Regions from separate parts of the Homo sapiens genome. Here region 1 is linked to region 2. The links are chromatin contacts, found by Hi-C or POLR2A ChIA-PET in ENCODE. All regions are on one chromosome and are shown on one strand. Each heading gives the region's core, a stretch centred on a gene start or an enhancer-like site at or near the end of the contact. The rest is flanking DNA. Distances are from core to core; before and after follow the strand shown. Region 1 has its middle 25 kb from the start of KCNE3. Region 2 overlaps P4HA3 (prolyl 4-hydroxylase subunit alpha 3).

Region 1 (6,126 bases), core at 1,281-3,780, 160 kb before region 2:
AAACAAATCTGTATGACAAACCTAATGTTAAATGTTGGCTCATTCCTCCTTGATTTTGAAGATTCTATTACTGGATCCATGTTGCCTATCTCCTTACTTTCCTTAAGATGAGTTCTCTCCCAGGAGAGACCCAAAGCCCTCACAAAAAATGGACTTTGGGTGAGTTGGGCCTACTAGGTCGAATATGCCCAATTGGTTCCTCCAGGAAGCAGATGCCAAAATGGAGTGAGAAGTGCCAGAAATGTACTGGGGCGGGGAATGCCTGTGAGGGAGCAGGAGTAGATGCGGGAGCCTCAGATGGTGATGCAGATCTGACACCAGCGAAAAAAAGAGGGAAGGAAGAAGGACCAGGCAGGAGGAGCGTCAGGTTTCAATGCAGCTCTGAGAAAGTCTCAGCCAGGCTGATGAGGAGCCCCAGAGCAGAGACTGCCCATTACAGGAGTCCCATGTTGGGCAGGAATGGCTTGACTTTCATACGTCTGCAGAGCTTGGTCAGTGGCAGGGAGAAGGCCAGGGTGAGCATAACCGGGGTGTAAACACTGCAGGAGAGCCCAAAGGTGCTGCTGCCTGAGGCCGGCCACTAACTGCTCTTCTCCCAGCAGGCTCCCTGTGGGAGACCTGAACAGCTCACTCCTGGTGGCTGCCATATCACGAATACCCACACCTGTGTGAATTCCAAAAGTGGACATAATTTAAGCTCAAACGGAGCCCCAAATGTACATTTATTACAATTTTTTGTTGAGTGTACAAAAAGTATTGCACTTGGCACAGCAGCAGCCCCACCCTCACCAGTGGAACAATCGAAGCGAAAAAGGACTAGTCTGGGAAGGTTTCAGGTAAACAAGTGAGTTTTTCTTACCATGATTGTCAACAACAGCCTCCATTATAGATTAACACTGTGTCAAGCTTAGTACGAGAGAACAATTCTCAGGGAGCTTAAGTTTGCAATAAAATATTCCTCACACGAGGCGCTCAGAGCAGACTTTTGAAGAGTTTACATGCCAATCACTGGATGCTCCAAGGAGGGAGGAGCTTCTTAGTAGAACTGGCCCTGGAGGCTACCAGAGAGACCTTGAAATTGATCTGGCAGCCAACTGGGTGGTGCAAGGACATGCTCCACCCCTAGGACCCTGCCAGCCAAGCTGTAGGATTTTTTGAGAGGCAGGCCCAACACCTGTTGTGGCTGCTGGATGAGATTCAAAATATAAGGAGAAAAGACAGAAGAGGAAGGAACTGGAAAAGAGGAATTTGTAGCTAGAAGAAGAAAGACAGCACGCTTTTCAGAACCGTGCCAGAATTCATCCCAGGCTAATCACCTGCCAAAAAAGAGATAGTGTCAGTGGTAGAAAGAACATTGGAGAGGACACTTAAGCTCTGCTGCTAACTCCTCAGCTGACCTTTGTCACTCAATGCCCCTCTGGGCCTGTGCTCCTTGGCTGTAATCTGCAGAGCTAAGCCAGACACCTAAAATTCTTCCATTTGAACAGTCTAGGAATCGAACAACCTTCCTTAAAATAATCTTGGAAGAGCCTAGTATGAAATGGGCGGCGGGGCGGGGGGGGGTTGGCGGGGGAAGGATAAAAAAGAATTTCCTGTGAACTCAGGAGCAATAATATAATACAACCTAATAACCTAACCTAATCATAGCAAGCATTACAACAGGCGGGGGAATCTGGGAATGGGAGCCAGTAACATCTCTAAAGTAGAGGTAATTTCATGATCAAGACATCCAGTGCATTGAAACGTGACGCTGTTCTATCTTTACAGAGTGTGCAGATGGTTGGGAAGGAAAATAGTTCCACCTGTCAGCTGATTCTAAAAGATCTGAGCTTCATATACATTCCGTCAACACATGAACCCCTAATGTCACTAAAGCAAAGAGATGGAACTGTCTCTGTCCTTTCCTGAACGCTCCTCCAGTTTTCTCTTATAAAAGCCGTTTCTACTCCCCTTTAAATCTGCATTCGCAGTTTGTTTTCACCTAGATAAGAATGCTGGGAAGGGAGAGCATACTGTTTTTTTTTCCCCCAGTCCTACTATTTTAGGATTCTAACAACAACAGGGTTGCATGCTCCCTTCTTATTTATTTCTCTCGTTGAGCTCAGAAAATGCCACAGATAAACCAAAACGAAATGAAAAACTGCAGTCAAGAGAAGAACATAATTAGCAGCCAATCAGGAAAAGGCTGTACAATCCCTAGGCCTTTAGATACTTTATCCTCTAGGCTGGGCCCTCCCAGAGAGGATCGGGTTTTCTCTTGGGGTTTCTTTTTGAATTAAGCACCACTGAGGGCTACGGTCCAGAAACACAAACTCTTAATCTAGTCCCTGGTAGACAAACAGGTCTAGGGAGATTGAATAACCTGCAGGGAGAGAGTCCTCTGGGATCCATGGGAGACCAGACTGAAGCAAAGAAAAAAGGGATTGTGGTGTCAGTGAGGACATAGGAGCAGCCACAGGAGGGCTGTGCTGCCTAAATAAATAATGGCATGTTTGGCAGCAGACCCAATTCTCAGACAGGCCTGGAGCCGACAGGTAGGCTGTCTGCTAACACACACTCACCCTTTGGATCTCAGCTTCAATGTTATTTCCTCTGGGAAGCAGGGTGCCACACACAGTTGAACTGGTTGCCTGCTGCACATACCAAGGGTGTGCTGATCACAGAAAATATATTACAGGTTTATATGCTTTTATAAAAATGTCCCGGCAGTTGGTGTTTTAAGGAAAGAGCACTCTTTTTTTCTCTGATTCACAAAAAGGTACTGGACTGGCAGTGACCTTGCTGAGAATCCTTTCCTAATTCTTATCAGAACAGGTTTAGTGCCCCTCCTATCTGTTCCAGAAGGACTCCATCTACCATGGTATTTACCACACTTTATTCTAATTGCCTTTTTACTAGTGTATACACAGTCTAGATTATCAGCTTTTGTGAGTCAGAGGCTGTGTCTCATTTGACACTGTACTCTGGGCCCCAGAACGCTTGGCCCGAGCACAGGCTCAATGGTATTTGTTGAATGAATAAGCAACATATTCTCAGCCATTCCAACGCTCTTGCCTAAGTGGACAGAGAGCTTGTCATAATAGAGTACTAGTCATGTCCAGGGTTTGAGTCCTTGCTCTACCTCTAACTTACTACACGATGTTGGCAAGTCACTTCACCCCAGTATTTTTGATGTAAAATAGGGATAACCCTACCCTGTCCACCTCAGAGGGTCATTATGCGGAGTAGTTTAGAAGTATTACTTGGTAAACTTATTAAAATATTGAACACATGGGAAGTATAGGCCATTCCAGGAAACTTGGACTACAAGGGGTCCAGGACCAGGAGTGACCTTACATCTGAACATAGTTAAGTAGTCACCTCCGGCAGAAAACTAATGATTTTTGGGTCAAGCAATACTTTTTTGGTTGCTAAGGGTAGAAATCTCAAAATGTCAAAAGACACATTTATTGTTTCATATAAGTAAGGGTAAAGTTATAGCTGGACCTCCAGGACAACTGGAAATAGGCACAATAATGCCACAAGGTAGATTGCATGCTTGTCCTCCCCCCGATCCCCACCCCACCTCCCACCCCACCACACCCCATCTGTCAGCCTACCAACTACAGACTGGCTTCCTCCACACTGCAAGGGATGTGGCTACCGATACCTCCTGGCTCCATCTCACACTTTTGCTATCTGAGGGGGACTGAGCCCTTCCCCTTACCTCTAATTTGCAAAATTTCTCTTTGGCCCTGGCTGGAAGAGACATGTTCATCCCTGTGCCAAGGGTGAGAGATTCTGTGATTTCCAGCTCCTACTGGAACTATATAGTTGAAGTGGGGGATCAGTGTTCAAAAAGAAGGGAGGTACTGTTCTAAGAAAGGCTAGGTACTAGGATTTCCACTACAATTTTCTAAAGATCATTCCCCCACTGAGACCTCCCATTAGCAATCAATTAGCTTTGGTTTGGGCTGTGCTCCTCTAGGACCATTCTTTCATATACCCTGAGTTCCTTATAATAGAAGGAAGGGAACAGAAGGGTGCCAAGTGCAGGAGAGGGACAAGCAACTAAGTAAACTCACAGTGTGCTTTCCTCTGCAGACCTGCAATAAATAACCAGAGAAGTGAGCCCTGTGTCTAGAAAAATTTATTCCCTTCCTAGGATTGATAGCAAATGACTTCACCTGCTCAAAGTCAGGTCCTAAATTCCTCTGTGCTTTGGCCAGGTTGCGGCTTGAGAGCAATGTTTGTGAACTACATGTCTGACCACTTTCACTTCTTGTACTGTAGCATCCCCTTCTTGTCTCCTTTTAAGCAGTCCAACTCACATATCTTATAAATGGACAAGCCAGAGTCCCAGAGAGGGAAAATTTATTATCTAACATCATACACTAAAAGGGAGTTCATGGTTAAGACAAGATCAGATTGTAGGTCATCTGACTTGTGTTTTTTCTATTATACCATCCTTTGTTTTTCTGCATGTTTATAACCTAAGAGATGTAGTTCACCTCTTAATCTCACCTTCTTCTGGTTCTTTTGTCTTTCTGGGTCACTTTTTAAGAGGATTTATCAAGGTCAGCTTCACTATACTCCTATTTAGTCACCTCTGGATCCCAGTCAGCTAGCAGTTTTCTTATCCTCTGCTATCAGGAATGAAATTCCAATACCAGAGATCCCATCCTACTGATGCAGTAGGATGCTCTTTAGCAGGAGTTCACTATTTAAGCTAGTCTTAACTTGTAGCAAAATTGCAGGCATCATCCTAGCTAACTCCTACTTACCTTCCAGATATCCATTTAGATCACTTTATTTCAGAAGGTAATATATAAAATGTATACCAAGAATACTTTCTATAAGCAACTCATAGTACCCCATACGTATTAGTTCATTCTCACACTGCTAAAGATAACTACCTGAGACTGGGTAATTTATAAAGAAAAGAGGTTTAATCAGCTCATGCTTCTGCAGGCTGTATGGGCTTTTGTTTCTGGGGAGGCCTCAGGAAACTTACAATGACGGCAAAGGGGAAACAGGCCCATCTTCACATGGCCAGCAGGAGAGGTGGTGGGGAGGTGCTAAAACAACCAGATCTTGTGAGAACTCTATCATGAGACAGCACTAGGGGGATGGTGCTAAACCATTAGAAACCACTCCCATGATTTAGTTACCTCCCACCAGGCCCCACCTCCAACATTGGGGATTACAATTTGACATGAGATATGGGTGGGACACAGAGCCAAACCATATCATTTCAGATGGTAAAATATAAAATATGTATGAGGAATACTTTCTATATGCAACTCATAGTACTCCACACCTCCCCCAGTAAAATATTTAGCACTCTAGACAATCATTGCCTGCTTACTGTGTCTCTTTTCTTCATTCTACTATAATTTCTATAAGAACAGAGGTCATTCCTATTCCCTTTACCGTTATTTCCTCCAGGAAATGTTGCATAAATATTTGTTGAATGAATGACTAGAACACTGACTCTGTGGTTCCTAATTATTTGCACAGTAGCCATCAAATGACAAAAGGATGTGAAATACTTTATAGGTGAAGACATTATGTAGCTGTTGAGGATTTGTTATCCTAAAAGCACTCATTATACCATCTATCACTATAATAAAAGCCTTCTCTGCTTGGAGATGCCAAAAAAAATATTCAGTAGTCCATCCACGAAAGTTTCCCAGACTCTTACATGATTGGAAGGGCTGTGCTACTGCCATAGGCAAACTTCATCACCAGCATCAAACACTGCCTTTGTGACATTTCCCTCACCTCAATGGCAGGTTACACTCTGCCTCTGGTCTCAGTCCACTTGGCGTCCCTGTCCTAAGTTTTTCCATATGTTACCTCATTTACAACAAGGTTGTGAGAAAGGTTCTATTTCTACTACCCTTTAACAGATGGGAATATCAAAGCACAGGGAGGTTACATGACTTGTTCAAAGTCACAAAGCAACTGAGTGGTGGAGCCAGGATTCAAACCCAGCTCTTGCTCTGAATCACTACGCTATATAAGACTCTTCTTTTGGCTGGGTGCTGTGGCTCACGCCTGTATTCCCAGCACTAGGGAAGGCTGAGGTGGGTGGATCACTTGAGCTCAGGAGTTCAAGGCCAGCCTGGGCAACATGGTGAAACC
Region 2 (5,873 bases), core at 3,124-5,623:
GTGACCCACCCAGAGACGTTGATTTAAATGTTCATGGCCATGTCGTCCATTTAGCATGCACAGATCTTGGCACACTTCCTTCCCCTAGAAGTGTCTCTCTGGGGCTGCTGATGCCTGTCTGGTCTGTGGCTCTCCCAGGAATCAGCCCTGGACTGACATGGTAGTGGCTTCCCCATGGGAACTGAAGACAGATGCCTCAGTGGCTTGTGTTGAATATCTCTGCTTCCTAGTCACTGTCCCTTTCCCAAAGCACACTCACTCATCACTTCTCTCTCTCACCACATCCTGCCCATCTTTGAAGACTCAGTTGAAGCCCTGCACCTTCGCTGGGCCCGCTAGCCCTGATCATTCTGGCCTCCTTTGGTTCTTTTTCAGAGCACTTTTTGGAGCCATATACAATTACCTATTCCTCCTCTGAACTCTAAGCTTTTTCTCACTGGTTGTTTGGTACTTAATTTTTAAATGTATTCTGCCATTTATGTGTTGTTTGACATCACTGACAGTTTCCTGGGTCAGCATCCTGTCTCCCCAGTCAGACTGTAAACTAGCAGGCATCATCTTTCTGCAAATGCCTTGCCCCATGTTCTTCCCATTGCTGCCAGAGTAAATCTTTAAAAGGTCAGGTCTGACCACTCAAGCCCTTGCTGAAACTCTTCACTGGGTCACTTTTGCCTTTGAGTGCTTACAAGTCTCCATGGCCTGGCTGCTGCCAACCCCTTCTACCACATCTCCCCCGGCACTTGACGCTCCAGCTGCACACTCTTCTGTCTGCCTGGAACGAACTGCCCTTGACTTCTCACCTGTATGATTCCAGTGTGTCTTGTGGACATCCTGGAAAGACTCCCTGTCCCTCATAAGAATGGGCTATGTGTCCCTCTTTCTATTGCCATGGCATTCTATACTTGCCTATTATGGCCCCATTAGATGTCTTAGGGGCAGGGACATTGTCTGGATTAACATTGTTTTTCCAGTGCCTAGCACAGTGCTTAGCACAGAGAACAACCAATAAATATTTGTTCCAAAAAACGAGTGACTGGTAGGTAGACAATTAATGATTGTTACAGGAAATAAATATAAGGTGACTCCTTAATTTGGGATGGGGGGGATTCCTTAGGGTTTTTTTTTGTTTTTTTTTTTTAAACCATTGATTTTGCCCTAAAAGAACAGAAGGGAGCATCTCTCTTCTATGAGTTTCTCCTCTACAAATGGCTCAGGACAGGACACCAGGGACAATGGATGGAGGCAACATCAATCCCCTTCTGATTTCCTGCTTCCTAAGATTGTAGAGCCACATGTGAGAGGAACTCGCAAGCACATGTTGTTCATAAGCTGCATTTTATTTATTTTTTATTTTTTTGTCCCAAACTTTTATTATTATTATTATTATTATTATTATTATACTTTAAGTTTTAGGGTACATGTGCACATTGTGCAGGTTAGTTACATACGTATACATGTGCCATGCTGGTGCGCTGCACCCACTAACTCGTCATCTAGCATTAGGTATATCTCCCAATGCTATCCCTCCCACCTCCCTCCACCCCACAACAGTCCCCAGAGTATGATGTTCCCCTTCCTGTGTCCATGTGATCTCATTGTTCAATTCCCACCTATGAGTGAGAATATGTGGTGTTTGGTTTTTTGTTCTTGTGATAGCTTACTGAGAATGATGATTTCCAATTTCATCCATGTCCCTACAAAGGACATGAACTCATCATTTTTTATGGCTGCATAGTATTCCATGGTGTATATGTGCCACATTTTCTTAATCCAGTCTATCATTGTTGGACATTTAGGTTGGTTCCAAGTCTTTGCTATTGTGAATAATGCCGCAATAAACATACGTGTGCATGTGTCTTTATAGCAGCATGATTTGTAGTCCTTTGGGTATATACCCAGTAATGGGATGGCTGGGTCAAATGGTATTTCTAGTTCTAGATCCCTGAGGAATTGCCACACTGACTTCCACAATGGTTGAACTAGTTTACAGTCCCACCAACAGTGTAAAAGTGTTCCTATTTCTCCACATCCTCTCCAGCACCTGTTGTTTCCTGACTTTTTAATGATTGCCATTCTAACTGGTGTGAGATGGTAACTCATTGTGGTTTTGATTTGCATTTCTCTGATGGCCAGTAATGGTGAGCATTTTTTCATGTGTTTTTTGGCTGCATAAATGTCTTCTTTTGAGAAGTGTCTGTTCATGTCCTTCGCCCACTTTTTGATGGGGTTGTTTTTTTCTTGTAAATTTGTTTGAGTTCATTGTAGATTCTGGATATTAGCCCTTTGTCAGATGAGTAGGTTGCAAAAATTTTCTCCCATTTTGTAGGTTGCCTGTTCACTCTGATGGTAGTTTCTTTTGCTGTGCAGAATTTAGATGGGGAAACAGGCCCAAGGAAAGGAAGAGGCTTTTCCAAGACTGTCTATCTGGTTTAGCAGGAGGGACAATGACATTATGGAAGCTTCAGAGAAGGGAAAGAGCTTCTGTCTGTGTAGCTCATTGCCCCAGGCACTGCTCTGCCTGCCTGTGAAGCACCAGAGCTGGGTCTGAGCCCTGTGAGTACCTTTAAGGGCAGTGCCCTATTTCATTCATTTGTTTATTTAACCAGTACTAAGCACCTACTCCACCACCAGGTGTTGAATGGACCCTGGGGATACAGCACTGAAAAAAGGCCAAGTCCTTGCCCTCATGAGCTGACATTCTGATGACAGAGGCAGAAGTAGACATGTTTACCCTCATATAAATAAATAATATTTCTCTTTCTGTCCCTGGATTTTGCAATTAGGAGACACTTTATTTAAAAATAATTTAGGCCCGGTATGGTGGCTCATTCCTGTAATCCCAGCACTTTGGGAGGCCGAGGTGGGAGGATCCCTTGAGACCAGAAGTTCAAGACCAGCCTGGGCAACAAAACAAGACCCCGTATCTACAAAAACATTTTTTTTTTAAATTAGCCAGGTTTGGTGGCATGTGCCTATGGTCCCAGCTATTTGGGAGGCTGAGGTGGGAGGATTGCTTGAGTCTAGGAGTTGGAGGCTGTAGTGAGCTATGATCGTACTAGTGCACTCCAGCCTGGGCAACAGAGCAAGACCCTGTCTCTAAAGATAATAATAATAATAATTTAAATGCTATACCTAGACATTCAGAACAAAAGAGAGGCATTTAGTTAAACTAGTGTTATCAAAACTGTTGTTGTCTTTTCATAATCAAGGCAGTTGCAGCTATGAAAATCTCACAAGTACCCTCAACATCTGTAACTATTATATATCAATTTTTTAAAAAAGTGGTTGTAGCAAAAACAGACTCTGATTCTCTGTAAGGAAAGGCTTTCATTAGAATATTCAAAAGGAGCAGGCTGCCTCTGAGTGTAGAGAGTTTCCTGTTGCTGGAGGTGTTCATTTAATTCGACAAACACTTACGAAGTGCTTACCATAGGTCAGGCCCTGTGCCTGACCCTGGGAAACAAAGACGAATGAGAAATAGCCCCTGTTCTTACCTAACTCACAGTCTTACAGATACAAAAGGGATTCAAATAACAGTTAAATTCAACTCAGCAAACTTTTATTGAGTGCTTACTGTCGACTAGACACAGTGTTAAAGGTTATTTTCAACTCTACGATCTTTGGTCACTTATGATCTTTTATTTTCAGGATTGATAGCTGTCACTAAATTAGTCCCACATGCAAAATGTCCTCTAATTAAGGAGGAACTGGCATCTGTTATGTTGATGCTTAAGAGAGAAATATGTCTGTGGAAGTGACAAAACTTTCCTTTTGCATCATAACCACTTGGACTTTGTCTTACATTCTTCCCACCAGCTACAGAGGTCAGTGGTGGCATCAGGGGAGAAGCAGTTACAAGTGGAGTACCGCATCAGCAAAAGGTAAGAAGGGCCCTTCCTTGGTCATACCTGCTGCCCACCCTCGGGCCGTAGCATAGCTGACTGCCAGTCAGCAACAGCCATTCAGGGACCTCCAGAGGTGGAGAATCCCTAGTTCACGTTTATAGCTGTACATTCTTTTTAAGAGGGTGAAGTTTCCACTCCCCTTTCCCAGGTTGTTAGATCATCTGAGGGTTTAACTAGAAGGCCATTCGAGAGAGACTTGGAAGAGCTCCTCTGCCCTAAACCAAAAAATATGTCTATAGTTGTTCTCCTAAACAGGATTGCTTTTCCAGAAGATACAGTCCTGTCCACATTTGTAATTTAACTTTACAAGATTCCATTCCCACCTCCTGACTCATATTGAAAGCATGACTTGCCAAGAATGAGACCAGAAGGACAAATAGACTCTGGCCCTGATGGCTTCTGTAGAGGAGCAGATTCAGCTGTGAGAGCCCAGCTTTATCCCACCCCTCCAGCCCTGCCCACCCCCCACTGCAGCCCTTTACTTACATCCACCAAAGACATGTGAGACAGTGACGTCAGCATCCTTGGGGGGAGGCCAGACCTCAGGATGGAGATCAGTTTGTGCTGTCTGGGAAGGGAGGTGAGTGATGAAAGCTGTGATTCAGAATCATTTGGCTTAACTTACTTGGTCTGGTACATTAAGGGCCTTTCATATTAGTAGTTATTCTCTAACCTATGGAAGGTCCCTATGACCTCAGCCTCATTGCTTTTTCTAACCTTTCTGATATTCTAGTGTCAGAGAGAAAATTCAGCCTTGGGTTAATTGCTTCCAGGGGAGCAGGTGGTATTTTCTTCCCTTTTCCGAACAAGAAACTACTTTCTTTCTCCACTTGCATCACTCTTCAACTCTTTGACTTTTGGTTCTGTCCTCACAACTTCGCTGGAGCTGGTCTCCCAAAGGTCACCAGGGAACTTCTAATTGCCAAATCATTTTCCTGCTCACACACCTTCACTGAGTACCCATTATCCATAAAGTCCAGATTCCATATCACAGTGTTTTCAGTTTTCTATGTCATGCCCTGAGCCTGCTTCTCCAGCTGTATCTCCCGTTACTTCTTCCTATCTCCTTATTCATAATTTATTGCCACACCTCCATGTCTGTGCTTATGCTGTTTCTTCAGGCTGGAATACTCCTACATCTTTTCCATCTATTGAAATTTTATGCACTCTTCAAAATTTGGCTTAAATGTCACTATCTTACCTGAGTGCCCCACTGGAATGAACTTCTCCTTCCTCTGTGCTTCCCAGCACTTTAAAGTCTGTTTCTCAATTTTTCACTGTACCTTACTTTGTTCTTAGTTATATTTGTGTTTGTCCTTTCCCCCATAATCCATGAGCTCTTAGAAGGCAATAGCTCTGTCTTGGGGATCTCTGTAACCTAAGAGCATGTGGCATAGCACTCTGCTTGCACTCTATTTGAAAGAATGAACACACTAATCCATCAAAAGCAAAGAGCAAAGAAATGGTCTTCCATATCATGCCAAGGCTGTTCCCTCAGAGCCTTATCGTCTCCCCAGGAGACCCACTGGCTTTAGGGAGCACTTTCTCACTTCCCAGGGACGTAAATTCTGATTCCAAAGTTGCCACTTTGTCAGAACCTCAACAAGACATTCAGGAAAAGAGACTGAACTCTGCTGTTTGGCCTTTGCCCTATCCTGGCTTGTCTTGCAGTAGAGCAGAGATTTTCCTGTGTTTAAAAGTAACACTAATGTATAGTTCACAAAGTGTCTTCATAAGCATTGCCTCTCACAATCTTTATAAGTCTGTGAAGTAGATATTATTATCATCCCAATTTTATAGACAACACACTGACCCTTAGAGAGGTTAATGGTTAAATACTTGACTTAGGATCACAGAGGATCAGGGACTCGTCACATTTCTCTAAATCACAAGCTTTTCCCACTGTACCCGGGTCCCTCTGTTCAGATGTCTCTACACCATAGCAGCTTTGAAGGCAGGGGTTTTGTC

The links. Hi-C counts contacts between places; a loop is a spot of excess contacts on that map. ChIA-PET counts read pairs that join two places held with the same protein, here RNA polymerase II (POLR2A).
Region 1: a map of GM11168 shows a loop between it and region 2 (2.7-fold over the local background). The contact joins two enhancer-like sites. A Hi-C loop is called at or near these places in 5 of 168 maps with a recorded cell type or tissue (GM11168, KBM-7, mammary epithelial cell and 2 more) and 1 of 37 single-sample maps with no recorded cell type. POLR2A ChIA-PET finds 5 or more read pairs at or near these places in 1 of 52 experiments (AG04450).

The regions. Positions count from the first base shown.
Region 1 is chr11:74,439,620-74,445,745 of GRCh38, reverse strand. No RefSeq gene overlaps it. Among named protein-coding and RNA genes, the nearest start is that of KCNE3, 25 kb to the left of the region's middle. Within about 2 kb of position 2,530, at least 10 of the 41 ENCODE cell types and tissues checked have a DNase peak (open chromatin) inside an H3K27ac peak, as active enhancers do; they include transverse colon, where a contact is called at or near this core.
Region 2 is chr11:74,277,396-74,283,268 of GRCh38, reverse strand. It overlaps P4HA3 (prolyl 4-hydroxylase subunit alpha 3), which reads left to right. Exons shown (of 13, transcript NM_182904.5): 8 at 3,817-3,881. Among named protein-coding and RNA genes, the nearest start is that of P4HA3-AS1, 31 kb to the left of the region's middle. Within about 2 kb of position 4,373, at least 9 of the 41 ENCODE cell types and tissues checked have a DNase peak (open chromatin) inside an H3K27ac peak, as active enhancers do; they include transverse colon, where a contact is called at or near this core.